Regions from separate parts of the Homo sapiens genome. Here region 2 is linked to region 1. The links are chromatin loops, found by intact Hi-C in ENCODE. Cell type or tissue: heart right ventricle. All regions are shown on one strand. Each heading gives the region's core, and the rest is flanking DNA. Links, peaks and the distances in the headings are about the cores only. Region 1 overlaps LINC01483 (long intergenic non-protein coding RNA 1483). Region 2 overlaps LINC01483 (long intergenic non-protein coding RNA 1483).

What was found. Hi-C counts contacts between places; a loop is a spot of excess contacts. Peaks named below come from ENCODE experiments on the same cell type or tissue, not always from the same donor. Only the 100,000 strongest peaks of a DNase experiment are listed, where the experiment ranks them.
Region 2: a loop joins it to region 1, with 4 times the contacts of the local background. A loop is called at or near these places in 3 of 110 quality-filtered maps.

What each region holds. Positions count from the first base shown.
Region 1 is chr17:69,631,442-69,639,962 of GRCh38, forward strand. The region is part of intron 3 of LINC01483 (long intergenic non-protein coding RNA 1483); the gene reads left to right. Among named protein-coding and RNA genes, the nearest start is that of LINC01483, 42 kb to the left of the region's middle. In heart right ventricle, for the core only: no CTCF peak of the experiment used is centred there; no DNase peak of the experiment used is centred there.
Region 2 is chr17:69,693,554-69,702,074 of GRCh38, forward strand. The region is part of intron 3 of LINC01483 (long intergenic non-protein coding RNA 1483); the gene reads left to right. Among named protein-coding and RNA genes, the nearest start is that of LINC01483, 100 kb to the left of the region's middle. In heart right ventricle, for the core only: no CTCF peak of the experiment used is centred there; a DNase peak (open chromatin) is centred at 3,338.

The sequences.
Region 1 (8,521 bases), core at 2,270-4,769:
TCAAACATCAGACTCCAAGTTCTTCAGTTTTGGGACTCGGACTGGCTCTCTTTGCTCCTCAGCTTGCAGATGGCCTACGGTGAGACCTTGTGATCATGTGAGTTAATACTTAATAAACTCAGATATACATATATATGTATCCTATTAGTTCTGTCCCTCTAGAGAACCCTGACTAATACAGGAAGACAAAAAAATACAGTAATTATGCAGTGGAGAATCAGATCACACCTTAACTGCACCTTGACCAGTGGTCCCAGTGACCATCACCCATGAACAGGTGGCCTTGTGTCCCTCCAGGTGTGACACTCCTGGAAGGACACCACATTACCTATGCAGTATTCCATCTGAGAACACATAACTTCAATAAAATCCAAAGGAGAAACATTCTATGAAACAAAAATAGGAATGTATTTTTCCAAAGCATCAATGTCATGAAAGACTGTGGAAATGTTTCAGATTATAAGAGGTCAAAAATAAAAGATAAGTGTTGATAAGGTTATAAAGAAAAGGGAACCCTGGTATACTGTTAGTGGAAATGTAAATTAATACAACCATTATAGAAAACAATTGGGGGTTTCTCAAAAAATTAAAATAGAAATACCACATCATCAGATGAGTAGATTGCAAAAATTTTCTCCCATTCTGTAGGTTGCCTGTTCACTCTGATAGTAGTTTCTTTTGCTGCGCAGACGCTCTTTAGTTTAATTAGATCCCATTTGTCAATTTTGCCTTTTGTTGCTATTGCTTTTGGTGTTTTAGATGTGAAGTCCTTGCCCATGCCTATGTCCTGAATGGTATTGCCTAGGTTTTCTTCTAGGGTGCTTATGGTTTTAAGTCTAACATGTAAGTGTAAGTCTTTAATCCATCTTGAATTAATTTTTGTATAAGATGTAAGGAAGGGATCCAGTTTTAGCTTTCTACATATGGCTAGCCAGTTTTCCCAGCATCATTTATTAAATAGGGAATCCTTTCCCCATTGCTTGTTTTTGTCAGGTTTGTCAAAGATCGGATGGTTGTAGATGTGTGGTATTATTTCTGAGGGCTTTGTTCTGTTCCATTGATCTATATCTGTGTTTTGGTACCAGTACCATGCTGTTTTGTTTAGTATAGCCTTGTAGTATAGTTTGAAGTCAGGTAGCATGATGCCTCCTGCTTTGTTCTTTTGGCTTAGGATTGTCTTGGCAATGTGGGCCCTTTTTTGGTTCCATATGAACTTTAAAGTAGTTTTTTCTAATTCTGTGAAGAAAGTCATTGGTAGCTTGATGGGGATGGCATTGAATCTATAAGTTACCTTGGGCAGTATGGCCATTTTCACAATATTGATTCTTCCTATCCATGAGCATGGAATGTTCTTCCATTTGTTTGTGTCCTCTTTTATTTCGTTGAGCAGTGGTTTGTAGTTCTCCTTGAAGAGGTCCTTCACATCCCTTGTAAGTTGGATTCCTAGGTATTTTATTCTCTTTGAAGCAATTGTGAATGGGAGTTCACTGATGATTTGGCTCTCTGTTTGTCTGTTATTGGTGTATAGGAATGCTTGTGATTTTTGCACATTGATTTTTTATCCTGAGACTTTGCTGAAGTTGCTTATCAGCTTAAGAAGATTTTGCGCTACAATCTACTCATCTGACAAAGGGCTAATATCCAGAATCTACAAAGAACTCAAACAAATTTACAAGAAAAAAAGAAACAACCCCATCAAAAAGTGGGCAAAAGATATGAACAGACACTTCTCAAAAGAAGACATTTATGCAGCCAACAGACACATGAAAAAATGCTCATCATCACTGGCCATCAGAGAAATGCAAATCAAAACCACAATGAGATACCATCTCACACCAGTTAGAATGGCGATCATTAAAAAGTCAGGAAACAACAGGTGCTGGAGAGGATGTGGAGAAATAGGAACACTTTTACACTGTTGGTGGGACTGTAAACTAGTTCAACCAATGTGCAAGTCAGTGTGGCGATTCCTCACGGATCTAGAACTAGAAATACCATTTGACCCAGCCAACCCATTACTGGGTATATACCCAAAGGATTATAAATCATGCTGCTATAAGGACACATGCACACGTATGTTTATTGTGGCACTATTCACAATAGCAAAGACTTGGAACCAACCCAAATGTCCATCAGTGATAGACTGGATTAAGAAAATGTGGCACATATACACCATGGAATACTATGCAGCCATAAAAAATGATGTGTTCATGTCCTTTGTAGGGACATGGATGAAGCTGGAAACCATCACTCTCAGCAAACTATCGCAAGGACAAAAAAACCAAACACCGCATGTTCTTACTCATAGGTGGGACTTGAACAATGAGAACACATGGACACAGGAAGGGGAACATCACACACCGGGGCCTGTTGTGGGGTGGGGGGAGGGGGGAGGGATAGCGTTAGGAGATATGCCTAATGTAAATGACGAGTTAATGGGTGCAGCACACCAACATGGCCCATGTATACATATGTAACAAACCTGCACGTTGTGCGCATGCACCCTATAACTTAAAGTATAATTAAAAAAAAAAAAGAAATACCACATCATTCAACAACCCCACTTCTGGGTATATAAACAAAGGGAGTGAAATCAGTATGTTGAAGAGCTGTCTGCACTGCCATGTTCATTGCAACACTATTCATAATAGCCAAGATATGGAATCAACCTAAGTGTTCGTCCATGGATGAATGAAGAAATGTGGCATCTATACACAATGGATTACTATTCAGCTTTAAAAAAGAGGGAAAGTCTGTCATTTGCAACAACATGGATGAACCTGGAGGTTGCTATGTTAAGTAAAATAAACCAGGCACAGAAAGACAGATATCATAGGATCTCACTCATCTGTGGAATGCAGAAATGTAAGCTTCATAAAATCAGAGAGCAGAATGCTGATTACCAGGGGTTGGGGGAGAATGGAATTGGGGAAAAGGATATAATATTTCAGTTAAACAGGAGAAATCAGTTCAAGAGATCTATTTTACAACATGGTGATGATATTTAATAAAAAATTAAAAGAGGCCAAAGAGACATGACAAGTAAATACAATACCTGATCTTAGACTAAATTTTGTACTGGAGTGGTGGGTGGGGCAATGTGATATATGGCCCTGTTAGATCAAATGAGAAAATTGGAATACAAAGTATAGAGAAAAACATTTGCCGATATTAAATTCACCAACGTTGACAACTTTTCTTGGTTATATAACAGAATATTCCTATTGTTAAGAAATACGCACTGATATATTAATAGGTCGAAGGCCATGATCTATTTACTTTACCATCAAGTGGTTCAGAAAAGAAATTAGATGTAGCTAGATAGCTATATACATTGACAAATAGTCTTAATGATAGAACAAATGGGGTAAAATGTTAAAAATAGGTGAATGTGAATAAATGGTAAGTGGGGATTTTCATATTATTTTTATTTCCACAATTTATCTGTAAATTTCAAGTTATTTCAAAATAAAAAGTTAAAAATATATCACTGATTTGGGTAATTTGTGTTTCTGTTGGCAAAAGGTTGCTTGCTTCTAAAGAACTCAGCAAATGAATCCCTGGACTTGGGAAATCCACCAGTACTTTTCAAATTATGATGACTTTGCAAATTAAAATTTGGAAGCAAGTTTGGGATTATGTTGAGAAGGAAAGGCAAAAGGCTAATTTTATTTCCATTTAAGAGTTACTTGGTTGAAAGAAAAACAAACTCACGTTGGCCAAAAGGAAATTTATTGTAAGTAAAGAAGGGAAATTTCATGAAAGCCAGCTGTGGGAAGTACTACTGGCATCATGGGAACTACAAAGATATCAGATGCTTCTCTATCTCTGTCTCTTTCTTTCCTTCCCTCTCCTATTTAGCCAGTTCTGGTCAGAACTACAGGACAACCAGGTCGAAAAATCTGGCAACTTCTTCAGCAAAAGTGACAAAAACATTTCCAAATAAGAGCACATGAGCTGTGCAGACACCTCATGTATTTTATTTTATGCTGAAATTAGAGAACAACTGACCTAATATTTGACTAATAACTTCATGAATTTTAATCTATAATTAATAATTTATCTTAAGGCCAATATAAGATTAAAAATATTAATGTGAGCAATGATATTCTTAGATTCTCCTTTTATAAATATCACATGGGCACAGAATGGAGAATGGATTTTAGAGAAACGAGAGTGTAGTGGGATATCATTTAGATGATGCTGTCATGGTCCAAGCAAAACATGGTGGCTTGGATGGGTATAAGAATAGCTGTGGAGATGGACAGAAAAGGGTAGATAAGGAATATCTTTAAGAAGTACAACTGAAAAGTCTTTGTGTTGGGTTGAATGTGAATGTTTGAGGAAGAGGTTTTCAAGGATGTCTCCCAGGTTTCCAGTAGGAGTGAATGGTAGAGACATTATGGAGATTGAAAACATTAGGGGAGGAGTAATTCTGGGGAGAAAAAGTCATGAATTCAATATAGGCCTTCTTTTAGTTTGAGAAACTAGTAAGATACAAATGGAGTTCTCAGGTTGCTAGATATATGGGTTCAGGGCTTGGAGCCCCAAAGAAAGAGCTAGTATAGAGAAAGAATCTTGAGAAAGGTTGATAAGTGTGTGGCATTTGAAGCCATGGCAATTTATGCAACAACTTCATAAGAAGGGAAAGAGCCAAACCTTGAAGAACTCCAACATATAAGGAATAGATGGGAAAGAAAGCTCTCCAACAAGAGACTGAAAAAAAAAAAAAAAAAAAGGTCTTACATGTAGGTGGGAAATTAGTAGAGTCTAATTTTGTCAAATCCACTGGAGAAGGCGAAAAATAAGCTAGTAGTCAACTGTGTCTCATAGTAGTGGAACCAGTAAAATGGGGCAGGTATTGTGCTCACCCTCTTTTTGCAAATGAAACAACGGTTGAGGCTCAGAGAGCTTAAATGACCCACTCAAGATCATGGAGCTACTAGGTAATGAGGCTGAGATTTGGACTCATGTGTCTCTGACTTTAAAGCCTATGCTTTTAAGCATTGCCTCATTCATTTCATCAACAAAGATTGATTTCATACTTACTACGCATAAGGAAGCCTGAAGATAATGTAACTAATAGGGCCTATATGATTTAGAGCCTGTACTCACTGAATGCAATTTGTTGCCAATTGAAAGTTGTGATTCCTGGGAATGGGTAAAAAAGGCTATGTGAGTTTTCTATTGCTGCACACCGAATTGCTGCAAACTCACCACATGAAACAACTTCCAATTATCATCTCCCAGTTATATAAATGAAAAGGGTGGGTGAGAGGTTCTGACTGGGTTCTATGCTTAGAGTTTCACAAGACTGAATTCAAGGCTGGCCTGGACTCTTCCCTGGAGACCTGGGGAAGAATCTATTTCCAGGTCCATTCAGGGTGTTGGCAGAATCCAGTCCCTTGCTGCTGTAGGACAGAGAACCCCATTTCCTTACTTGCTTTCAGCTGCGAGCCTTTCTCAGCTTTTAGAGGCCCCTTGCAAGCTCTTTGCCATGGACTTTCTCCCAGACCCTCTCATCAGTTAAGCTTAACTTTTCAAGGCTGGTAGCAGGATCTCTCAAATAGAATCCTCCTGAAATTTATAGTCGTTTGACTTCTCTTTTGCTATTAGCCATCGAAATCTCCATACTTTTAAAGGGCTAGTGTGATTAATTCAGGCTCAACTGCATAATCTCTCTCTCTTGCCTTATAACCGCTCATCATATTCACATGTTCCACCCACATTCAAATGGCTGGGGATTGGATTATACAAGGGTTAGGGTCACTGAGGGTCAATCTTAGAATTCTACCACCGAGGCATAAAGCCCTTGTTGCTTCCTTCTTCCCAAGCTCTCTGTTCTCCCATTTAAAAATTTCATAGTTGGAGAGAGAAGAATGCATATAGGTGATTAGTCCATTGATTTGACAGTAATACAATCAGCACTCTAAAAAAAAATTGCCTAGTATCTTTTCTCTGGGAACCAGCTTTCAAAGTGGAAAAAGCTAAGATGATTCTACAGCAGTGGGAATGTGCTTCATTTCCCCAAGATACCACAGCTGGGAAGCTCAGCTGCCTTTCTGGGAAGAGAGACTGCTCTGTTCTGCATGGAAGGCCAGCCACGAGGGAGCACATCCATGTGAGAATCTGAGGAAACAGTGCAACGCCATCAACATGGCATCAAATTCTACCACAGCTGCTTTGTTGCCTCTCCCAGAAAGATCAAGACAGACCACTGTCCAGAGAGAGAGAGAGGTGATTAAGGGGATAATAATGCTCTGGGTATGAGCAACACCAGGGACTTACTGCCCAAACTCTCAGTGAGTTTTCAGCTTACAGCTTTTTGAGTTGTACCAAGATGTCCTTTCTTTGGAAAAAGCAGAGAGAGAGAGAGAGAGAGAGACAGAGACAGAGACATGAACAATGCATTTAAGAAGGCTGCCAGCCTCTGAGAATCTGGGGCCTGGACTCTTGGCTTTCAGCTGAAAAGCCTTCAAAAGGCCAGGGAAGCGTTAGTGAAAATGAATGGAAAGCCTCTGACAAGCATGCTATGTGCTGCGGAAATTGCAAACAGACTTGGCATGCTTGCTCAGGAGCCCAACAGAATCTGAACATCACTTGGTATTATAAGTCATGGGACAGCAGGCACTTGTTTCACTGGAATGGGCTTTCACATTAAAAAAAAAGAAAAAAGATCACCATCTGTCTTTTTTTTTGGGGGGGGGGTGTAATTTAGTGCCCCAGGGAGGGACTTTGTCATTGTGTCTGTGTCCTGCACCTCTTTTGTAGTACAGAAGAGTCATGCAGCAGAATCAGTAGCTGTCTTGAAGTACTGAACAATGGAGAGAAGCAGAAGTCTTTACATGAAGGGTGTTTGGATAAGAGGGCTTCAATATAGACAGTCAGGCCTGGGTTCAAACCTTTATTCTGTCATCTACAATCTGGGTGATCTTAAACATGTTGCTTTGTCTTTGTGATTCCCAATTAGCTTCCCTGTGTTCCAGTTTCTCATCAGTAAAATGGGTGGCGGGGGATGAAATAATGTCTATGAGCTATGAAAATAAACTGACATAGAGAAAGCATTCAATAAATAGTAGAATCTCAAATGTAGATAGTATCCCATCCTACATTCAAAGAACCTGTTGGCTGCCTACGCAACACCTGTTCCTCCTACTTTCTTCATGGCTGGCAAAACTTGTCTTCCAGTAAATATAATGAAAAGGCAAAACCACTTGTTTTTCTAGCTTCTCCTCTTACAGTCAGGACATGGGCCTGTTACCTGATTCTGGCTTGGATCCGCTACAGCCACCTTGAAATTTTAAGGGATGACACAGTGGTCTGCAGAACAAGGAAAAATGGAAAAAGGGAAAGCTTAATGTTCCATGACATTGCAGAACTGCTGAATTAATCCTGGAACTTCCTTCCTGTATTAGTCAGGATTGTCTGAGATACTCCAAAGAAATAAGCAAGCCCTGTATCTATAGTGGTTTATAAGAGCAATTTTAATTTCTTGCATACACTATATGTACAGTGTGGACTGAATAGGGGATTTGTTCCACTTTTCCTCACTCTGGAGGCCAGGTAGATAGAAAAACTGCATCTTAAGCATTGTAGAGTATCGTTTCAGAGGAACAAAGCCATCTCTAGAGGGTCTATAAGAATCCTCTAAATTGTCTTCCTGTCTCCAGTTTATTCCTTGTTTAATCTGCTGGTGGACTGACTTCTCCAAAATTCCACTTTCCACTCTTATTAGACAGTTGCTGCTGTAGCAATGCTGTGTGTGTAACAACCACCCCCAAACTTCAGTGGCTTACAATAATGAATGTATTTCTTACTCACTCATAGGTCTGTGAGTCAGTAGCGGTCTTGGAGGGCTTACCTAGGATTGCTTACCTGTGCTTGACTTCACATATGTATTGAATTCAAGTCTGCTCCCTGTAGTTCCTTATTTGTGGATCAGCTGTTACCTAGTATATGTTCTTCTCATGGCTAAATAAAGACATGCAAACAAACCAATCCATGCACTCATGTGAACATCCCTGCTGGTATTCATGGAGTTAACATTTCACTGGTCAATTCCCGTGACCAATCCCAAAGTAAAAATGGCAGGCATAATTATGCTTTTTTCTCTACTGGGAGGCACTGATAAGTCATGTGGAAAGTGATGTGGATATAAAATTTTAATACAAAGAGGAAGTAAGAATTAACACAAAATTGCAATCTACCATACATGTGCCAGTCAACTGATCACAATCTTCAATGGATCTATCTCTCTGGCAAAACAAAGGTGAAGGTCCTAAATTGGGCATTCGAGACCTTCTGTGTTCTGGCTTTTTCCTTCTCTCTATCATTTTCTCCCATGCCTCCTTATTCAAACCAAACTGGTTTATTTTATTAATTCCTAATCATCCATGTGTGGCCATTTTTTAATTGTTTTTACATTTTTCCATGGAAAAAAGTCATATTCTTCTTCCATACCTCAACCTAAAGCCCAAGATACCCTTCTATGCCTTCAGTCTCCTTGTGTTTCTGCACCATA
Region 2 (8,521 bases), core at 2,036-4,535, 62 kb after region 1:
AAGGTTTAATTGAGACCTTGAATTTAAATTTGAAAAACTTTTCATTTCAAATTTGCCATAATTTATTTTCTCTCTAATGTAGGTTTTAAACATTTTTGACCCTTCTAAGCTGACCTTTGGAATTCTTTAAAAACACACATGTAGATGTTGGGGTAGCTTGATGTCCCAGTGCCTTGGATCTTAGAAAGGAATTCATGTTGTGAAATAAATATGATCCTTGTTTTAAGTTTGTTTTGGACTTAAAGGTCATTCTGCAACAAATTAGTTCACAAAGATGACATAACAGCAAAGCAAATAGTGGCACTTGGAGCAGAATTTGAGCTTCTGAATAAAAATTCAAATTAGCCAAAATAAAATAAAATAAAAAAGTTAAATTGAAAGTGGGTGGATAGTACACATGGCCTCAGTTCCAGATGTCCCTTTTATGATTTCAAGGTGACATTCTGTGACTGACTGAAGTGCCAGGTTAAGAAGTCAGTGTCCATAAGACATTGTCAAAAATCCCAAGCACAGTCTCATACTAAAAGATCAGTTCTTTTGAAAGAGAGCTTTTCACTTGTTTTGAAGTTTCTGAACCCATGAAACCAACCAAGGTGGGGAATCTGGGCTCTTTTTCCCCCACCGTCTTTACCCCATCTGAATTGAGTGTTTCTCTAGGACTGCTTCCACAGTGAGGTAAACTCCAGGGCAGAGGGGCTGCTTTAAAGCAAATGAGGCCCTTAATTTATCATAAAAATGAAGACTAGTTGTTAAGGTTTTATTGGATTACAATAAAGGCTCCTAGCACTAGGAGTCTGTGGTTTGATTCCCGGCATCACTGGGGGAGCTTGAAATCATAACCACAGATTATAGCAATGAGCTTCCAAATTTCCATATCCTAAGCAAAGATGCTGCTTTCCTGGAGCTGATGTGGAATTACATGCTCTGTGATTTTAGGATATGTATTGGAAAATTTTCTGTTTGGATATCATTTCAGGAGGGCTGTGATTCTCCAATCACCTCTGTGGTCACAGCTTCAATGTTCTTAAAAAAAGAAAGAAAAATAATAAAGCAAAATGAAACAAAAGATGATTGTTGTAACTCCCTAGATTCTGTCCTCTTGTACAGCTCGAATGTTTTCATTAATTTTTTTTTCTTTCAGTGAGTTCAGTAAAAGTTCTTACCAGGCCATTTTAGGTTGTAGCAGTAGCTTAAGCAGATCATTTAGGTCTACCTCTCTTCCCAGACTCCGTATGATAAGATTGTGTTTTCTGCATGTTCTCACTCATAGGTGGGAATTGAACAATGAGAACACATGGACACAGGAAGGGGAACATCACACACTGGGGCCTGTTGTGGGGTGGGGGGAGGCGGGAGAGATAGCTTTAGGAGATATACCTAATGCTAAATGATGAGTTAATGGGTGCAGCACACCAACATGGCACATGTATACATATGTTACAAACCTGCACGTTGTGCACATGTACCCTAAAACTTAAAGTATAATAAAAAAAGATTGTGTTTTATCAGATAGACTCTAAAATCTGCCCTCTCTCATGTAAATTGTACATATATGTTAAAAAACACATACACAGATATAAAAATCAATCCATCTACATATATGCGTATACCATACATATAACTACAATTATATATTTAGTGATATGTATGGATATATATTTATATACTTTTTTAGCCTGGCAGAGAGACCATGTTGGAGCATATTGAAATGAAGGAATGGGTAAGTGGAAAATGTTGCAGGTGGTTCATGACTATCTGAGGCCGATGGAGTGGGTGGTAAAATAATTTACCAAGATAGTTGTAGGTAAAGAAAGATTTATTGGCCGGGCACGTTTGTGGCTCACACCTGTAATCCCAGCACTTTGGGAGGCCAAGGCAGGCGGATCATGAGGTCAGGAGATCGAGACCATCCTGGCTAACACGGTGAAACCCCGTCTCTACTAAAAATACAAAAAAAATTAGCTGGGCGTGGTGGCAGGCACCTGTAGTCCCAGCTACTTGGGAGGCTGAGGCAGGAGAATGGCATGAACCCAGGAGGCGGAGCTTGCAGTGAGCCGAGATTGTGCCACTGCACTCCAGCCTGGGTGGCAGAGCGAGACTCCATCTCAAAAAAAAAAAAAAAAAAAAGAAAAAAGAAAAAGAAAGATTTATTAAAGTATGAAAATATGTTGCAAGGGTGCAATGGGCAGATGAGTAAGAGAGGGGCTGACTGTGAGGAGACGAAGGCTTGCTGGGGATTTTATAGGATGGTGCTGTGTGCTGAAGAGGGCTTTGTGCAATACTGATAACGCCAAGGTTGCAGTGAGCTAACTTACAATTTTCTATCAGCCGTGGGTCTGGTGATAGCTGGGCGCCGGAAGATGGTGAGTTATTTGTGCAGGAGGGCATGTCCTGGACCATGAAGAAAGGCAAGACAGACTCATAGCCTATCTGCTTTCTCTTTTTGCTTTTCCTCGGTCCCACCAGCCTGACTTTTTTTTTTTTTTTTCCTAATTAGGACTCCACAGAAGATATAAAGAGATACATTTTATTTTTCTTCTTGTAAGATATATCTGATTGAACTGGTAAGGAAAAATAATGTCAATTTGAGTTTCTTTCTTTCTCAGATTCATTGGCACATATACATGTACTTAACTGAATGGGAACAAAACCTGTAAAAACTCATACACACCCATCATACTGCCTGAACCTCCTGGCTGTATTTGTTCTTCATTATCTAGCCTCAGAACTACCCCAACATTTTAGGAAGCCTTGTCTTTCTTTTCACAGTTGGAGAGAAAAGCGTTGATCTGTTTGGGAAGGAGAATCAGTGCCTAGCATTTTGTCTTTTGCCTGGTCCATTGACAGTTTGCGTTTTCTTCCTCCACTTCTGAATATGAGCAAATCATTTGGTGTTTTCTCTGCATAATTAAGGTGCTCTTTTCTAAAAAAGCATAATCACAGAAAACTCAGACTTAATAAGGAAGTATCTTATCTCACAGAAGTGGAAATCCAGAAATAGGGTCCTGGGGGTACTTTCACTAGTGGCTCAATAATGCCACCAAGGACTTTGGCTGATTGGATTTTTGTTCCCAAATTTTTATTTCTTCTCTGTAAGAGGATTAAATGTTTCTGCCTATGGTCACATGACTTGCCCTGTCCTTATGGGAAGAGGATTCTCCACTCTCTTCACTCCCCCACCAACCCCCTTAGCCCTCACCTTATTGACTTTGGGCTTAGCCCATACATAACATGCTCTGGACAGTAGGGAGACAGCAAGCATGACACATCCATGTAGAAAGTTTTCTGGAGTAGGTTGGCCCCAGTTCCCTTTGCAAGCTGCTGCCTTACGACTTCTGCCAAATGTTTCTACTCTTAAGGAAACACAGAATGAGACAGCCCCTTTCTGCCTCTGGATATTGAGAGCAGCAGGTCTCAGTAGTGGCTGCTGTTTAGCCTGGGTCTGAAATGAGAAGACACTTGGGGGTGAATGGAGGCCAGAAGTCCCACAGCCCTCACATGACAAAGGGAAAGAAAAGTGTGTAGTGTGTTGCCTTAAGCCACTAACACATTGGAGCTGTTTATGGTTGCAGGAAAAGCTAATTTTAGAATCCAATGTTCTTCCATACTTCCATCTCTGTCACTGCCAGTAAAGCCTGCTTTCTAAAGCTCATTTTCCTTGTGGTGGGAGAAGGGCAGGAGCAGATTCAAGCATCACCTCCAGATGTGACAATAGCCAGAGGCAGAAAGGGGCTGTATTAGTCTGTTTTCATGTTCTGGTAAAGACATACCCTAGACTGGGAAGATAAAGAGGCTTAGTTGGACTTACAGTTCCACATTGCTGGGGAGACCTCAGAATCATGGCAGAAGGTGAAAGGTGCTTTTTACATGGTGGCAGCAGGAGAGAATGAGGAAGAAGCAAAAGCAGAACCCCCTGATAAATCCATCATATCTCTTGAGACTAATTCACTATTATGAGAATAGCATGGGAAAAACCAGCCGCAATGATTCAATTACCTCCCCCTGGATCCTTCCCATAGCATGTGGGAATTCTGGGAGATACAATTCAAGTTGAGATTTGAGTGGGGACACAGCCAAATCATATCATTCCACCCCTGGCCCCTCCAAATCTCATGTCCTCACATTTCAAAACCAATCATGCCTTCTCAACAGTCCCCTAAAGTCTTAACTCATTTCAGCATTAACCCAAAAGTCCACAGTCCAAAGTCTGATCTGAGACAAGGCAAGTCCCTTCTGCCTATGAGCCTGTAAAATCAAAAGCAAGTTAGTTACTTCCTAGATACAATAGGGGTACAGGTATTGGGTAAATACAGCCATTCCAAGTGGGAGAAATTGGCCAAAACAAAGGGGTCACAGGGCCCAAGCAAGTCCAAAATCCAGCAGGGCAATCAAATTTTAAAGCTCCAAAATGATCTCCTTTGACTCCACGTCTCACATCCAGGTCACACTGATGCAAGAGGTGGGTTCCCATGGTCTTGGGCATCCCTGTGGCTTTGCAGGGTACAGCCTCCCTTCCAGCTGCTTTCATGGCTGGCATTGAGTGTCTGTGGCTACTCCAGGTGCATGGTGCAAGCTGTTGGTGGATCTACCATTCTGGGGTCTGCAGAACAGTGGCCCTCTTTTCACAGCTCCACTAGGCACTGCCCCAGTAGAGACTCTATGTGGGGCCTCTGACCAACCCCACATTTCCCTTCCACACTGCCCTAGCAGAGGTTCTCCATGAGGGCACTGCCCCTGCAGCAGACTTTTGCCTGAGCATCCAGGTGTTTCCATAGATCTTCCGAAATCTAAGCAGAGGTTCCCAAACCTCAATTCTTGACTTCTGTGCACCTGCAGGCTCAACACCACATGGAAGCCACTGAGGCTTGAGGCTTCCACCCTCTGAAACCACAGTCCAAGCTGTATGTTGGCCCCTTTCAGCCATGGCTGGAGCAACTGGGACATAGGTCACCAAGTCCCTAGGCTGCACACAGCTCAGGGACCCTGGGCCTGGCCCACAAAACCATTTTGTCCTCCTGGGCCTCCAGGCCTGTGATGGGAGGGGCTGTCATGAAGGTCTCTGACATGGCCTGGAGACATTTTCCCCATGGTCTTGGGGATTAACATTAGGCTCCTTGCTGCTTATGCAAATTTCTGCAGCAGGCTTGAATTTCTACCCAGAAAATGGGTTTTTCTTTTCTATCACATAGGCTGCACATTTTCCACTTTAATGCTCCGCTTCCCTTATAAAACTGAATGCCTTTAACAGTACCTAAGTCACATTTTGAATGCTTTGCTGCTAAGTGGAAACTTCTTCCACCAGACACCCTAAATCACCTTTCTCAAGTTCAAAGTCCCACAAATCTCTAGGGCAGGGGCAAAATGCCACCAATCTCTTTGCTAAAACATAATAAGAGCCACCTTTACTCCAGTTCCCAACAAGTTCCTCATCTCCATCTGAGACCACCTCAGCCTGAACCTTATTGTCCATATTGCTATCAGCATTTTGGGCAAAGGCACTCAACAAGTCTTTAGGAAGTTCCAAACTTTCCCGCATTTTCCTGTCTTCTTCTGAGCCCTCCAAACCATTCCAACGTCTGCCTGTTATCCAGTTCCAAAGTTGCTTCCACATTTTTGGGTATCTTTTCAGCAACACCCCACTCTACTGGTACCAATGTACGGTATTAGTCTGTTTTCATGCAGCTGATAAAGACATACCCTAGACTGGGATTAAAAAGAGGTTTAATTGGACTTATAGTTCCACATGCCTGGGGAGGCCTCAGAATCATGGCAGAAGGCAGAAGGTGCTTCTTACCTGGTGGCAGCAAGAGAGAATGAAGAAGAAGCAAAAGTGGAAACCCCTGATAAACCCATCAGATCTTGTGAGACTAATTCACTCTCATGAGAAAAACATGGGAAAGACCAGCTGCCATGATTCAATTACCTCTCCCTGGGTCCCTCCCACAACACATGGGAATTCTGGGAGATACAATTCAAGTTGAGGTTTTGGTGGGGATACAGCCAAACCATATCAGGGACTGTCTCATTCTGTGTTTCCTTAAGAGTGGAAACATTTTGCAGATGCCACATGGCAGGCCTCTGTTGGAGCATCAGTTAGTAGAACTTTGCCCTGAACTTCATCATTGGCAAGGAAAACAGTATCACCATGACTGACCCGTGTCAATCAGGGCTCCCCCTCAGCAGGAATAGCCGACCCTCTTTTGAATCATACATGTGGGGTGGGATGGAGGCGGTAATAATTAGATACCTTAACAAAATGAGGCTTTTGCCAACCAGGAAAAAGGGAGAAATGTAAGTTGATAAGCAATCCCAAATACTCACTACACTCTCCTTCCTCTCTGACTTTTCTTACACCTCTTCTTTGCCTTTGTCTTCTCTCTGACCACCCCTGTCTCTCTCCCACCCATGCATCAGTTATCCCTGTCATTTCCTCTTTTTTCTTTATTTTGCTCTTTTTGTCATCCTGTTACTTGTACTCTGCTTCCCTCAAAATATGAGATATTCAGGAAAGAGAGGCTCTGGCCAGGATTTATTGAGAACAATTTTTTCAAATTTATGTTTGTTTCTCAGTGATATGGTTTGGCTGTGTCCCCACCCAAATATCATCTTTAATTGTAGCTCCCATAATTCCCGTGTGTTGTGGGAAGGGACCCGGGGGAGATAATTGAATCATGGGGGTGGTTTCCCCCATAGTGTCCTCATGGTAGTGAATAAGTCTCATGAGATCTGATGGTTTTATAAAAAGGGGAAATCCCTTTCACTTGGTTCTCATTCTCTGTTGTCTGTCACCATGTAAGACGTGCCTTTCACCTTCCACCATGATTGAGAGGCCTCCCAGGCCACGTGGAACTGTGAGTCCATTAAACCTCTTTTTCTTTACAAATTTCCCAGTCTTGGGTATATCTTTATCAGCGGCATGAAAACGGACTAATACACTCACTTTTAGTCCAGCAGAGAATCAACTCACCAATGCACTGGTGCAACCTGAAGTCTTGGTTTCTAAGAGGTTCTGAATTCACCTGTATCCCACCAAGCTTCTCTATTCAGTCCCAGAGGTTTTCTGGGTGCCAACCTTTTGAGGATTAGAGAGAAGAGGGAACTGTTTCTTTGTTTTCAACTTGTAAAGTCTAGAATGGAGCTAGGACTCCAGGGGAGGTGACGGTTTTTGGTGAGAGCACTGCCTACCTCTGGACAGTCCTAATATTCTGAGAAACACAGTTTCTAGGTTTTCCTGAAATGTCCTGTTTCCCAACTTTCAGCCTTAGTTCAAAGGCCAGAGCAAGAGCCCCAGATGATAAACTTCTAGGAGGCTTCAAGGAAAGGTGAAAAGCAGGAGCTTGAACAAGCATCGAGTATTCCGTTATAACACATGGATTTCCAGAATAGTGTTCACAAGACTGTGTTCCATTGAAGGCTGTTAGTAATAGTTCTTAAAAACAAACAAACCTGTATGTACTGAGAGTGTTTGCCAAAATACATCTTAAGTGTTTTCTCTTTTTAAATCCAAGTGTGATATGACTTCTTCTTTGCCATAATATCAGATATATTGATTACTTTCTTTTTCAAAGGTAGAACAGTACCGAGATTGATTGTTAAGATCCTAGAAACAGACGGCCTGTATTAGTCAGGGTTCTTTAGAGGCACAGGACTAATAGGATAAATGTATATATGAAAGGGAATTTATTAAGGAGTATTGACTCACACAATCACAAGGTCAAGTCCCACAACGGGCCGTCTGCAAGCTAAGGAGCAAGGAAGCCAGTCCGAGTCCCAAAACCTCAAACGTAGGGAAGCTGACAGTGCAGTCTTCAGTCTGTGGCTGAAGGGCAGAGAGCCACTGGCAAACTACTGCTGTAGGTCCAAGAGTCCAAAAGCTGAAGAACTTGGAGTCCGATGTTTGAGGGCAGAAAGCATCCAGCAAGGGAGAAAGATGAGGGCCAGAAGACTTAGCCAGTCTAGTCTTTCCAAGTTCCTCTGCCTGTTTTTATCCTAGCCATGCTGGTAGCTGATTAGACGGTTCCCAGCCAGATTAATGGCAGATCTGCCTCTCCTAGTCCACTGACTCAAATGTTAATCTCCATTGGCAACACCCTCACAGACACACCCAGGAACAATATTTTATATCCTTCAATCTATCAAGATTGACAATACTAACCATCACACTGCCTAAGATTTATCCCACCCAACCTTATCATTTAATATCTGTTTAGCTCCTTTATGCCTCAGTTCCCTCATTGATAAATCTGGGATACTAATATGTATAGTTACGTAGCAACAAAATGAGATACTTTATGTAGTAAATATCATATAAGAATTCTTATTTTCAATGAATCTCTTTCTCTTTCCTCCATTTCTTCTCCCCCATTTCTTAAGCCCCAAAGACAGTGTTTTATAATCAGTTGAATCTTCAGAAGAGGCACATCTATGTACAATAGTCCCCCACTAATCCATGGGGAATATATTCCAAGACCCTCAGTGGATGCCTGAAACCTTGGATAACATGAGACCCTCTATGCGTTAT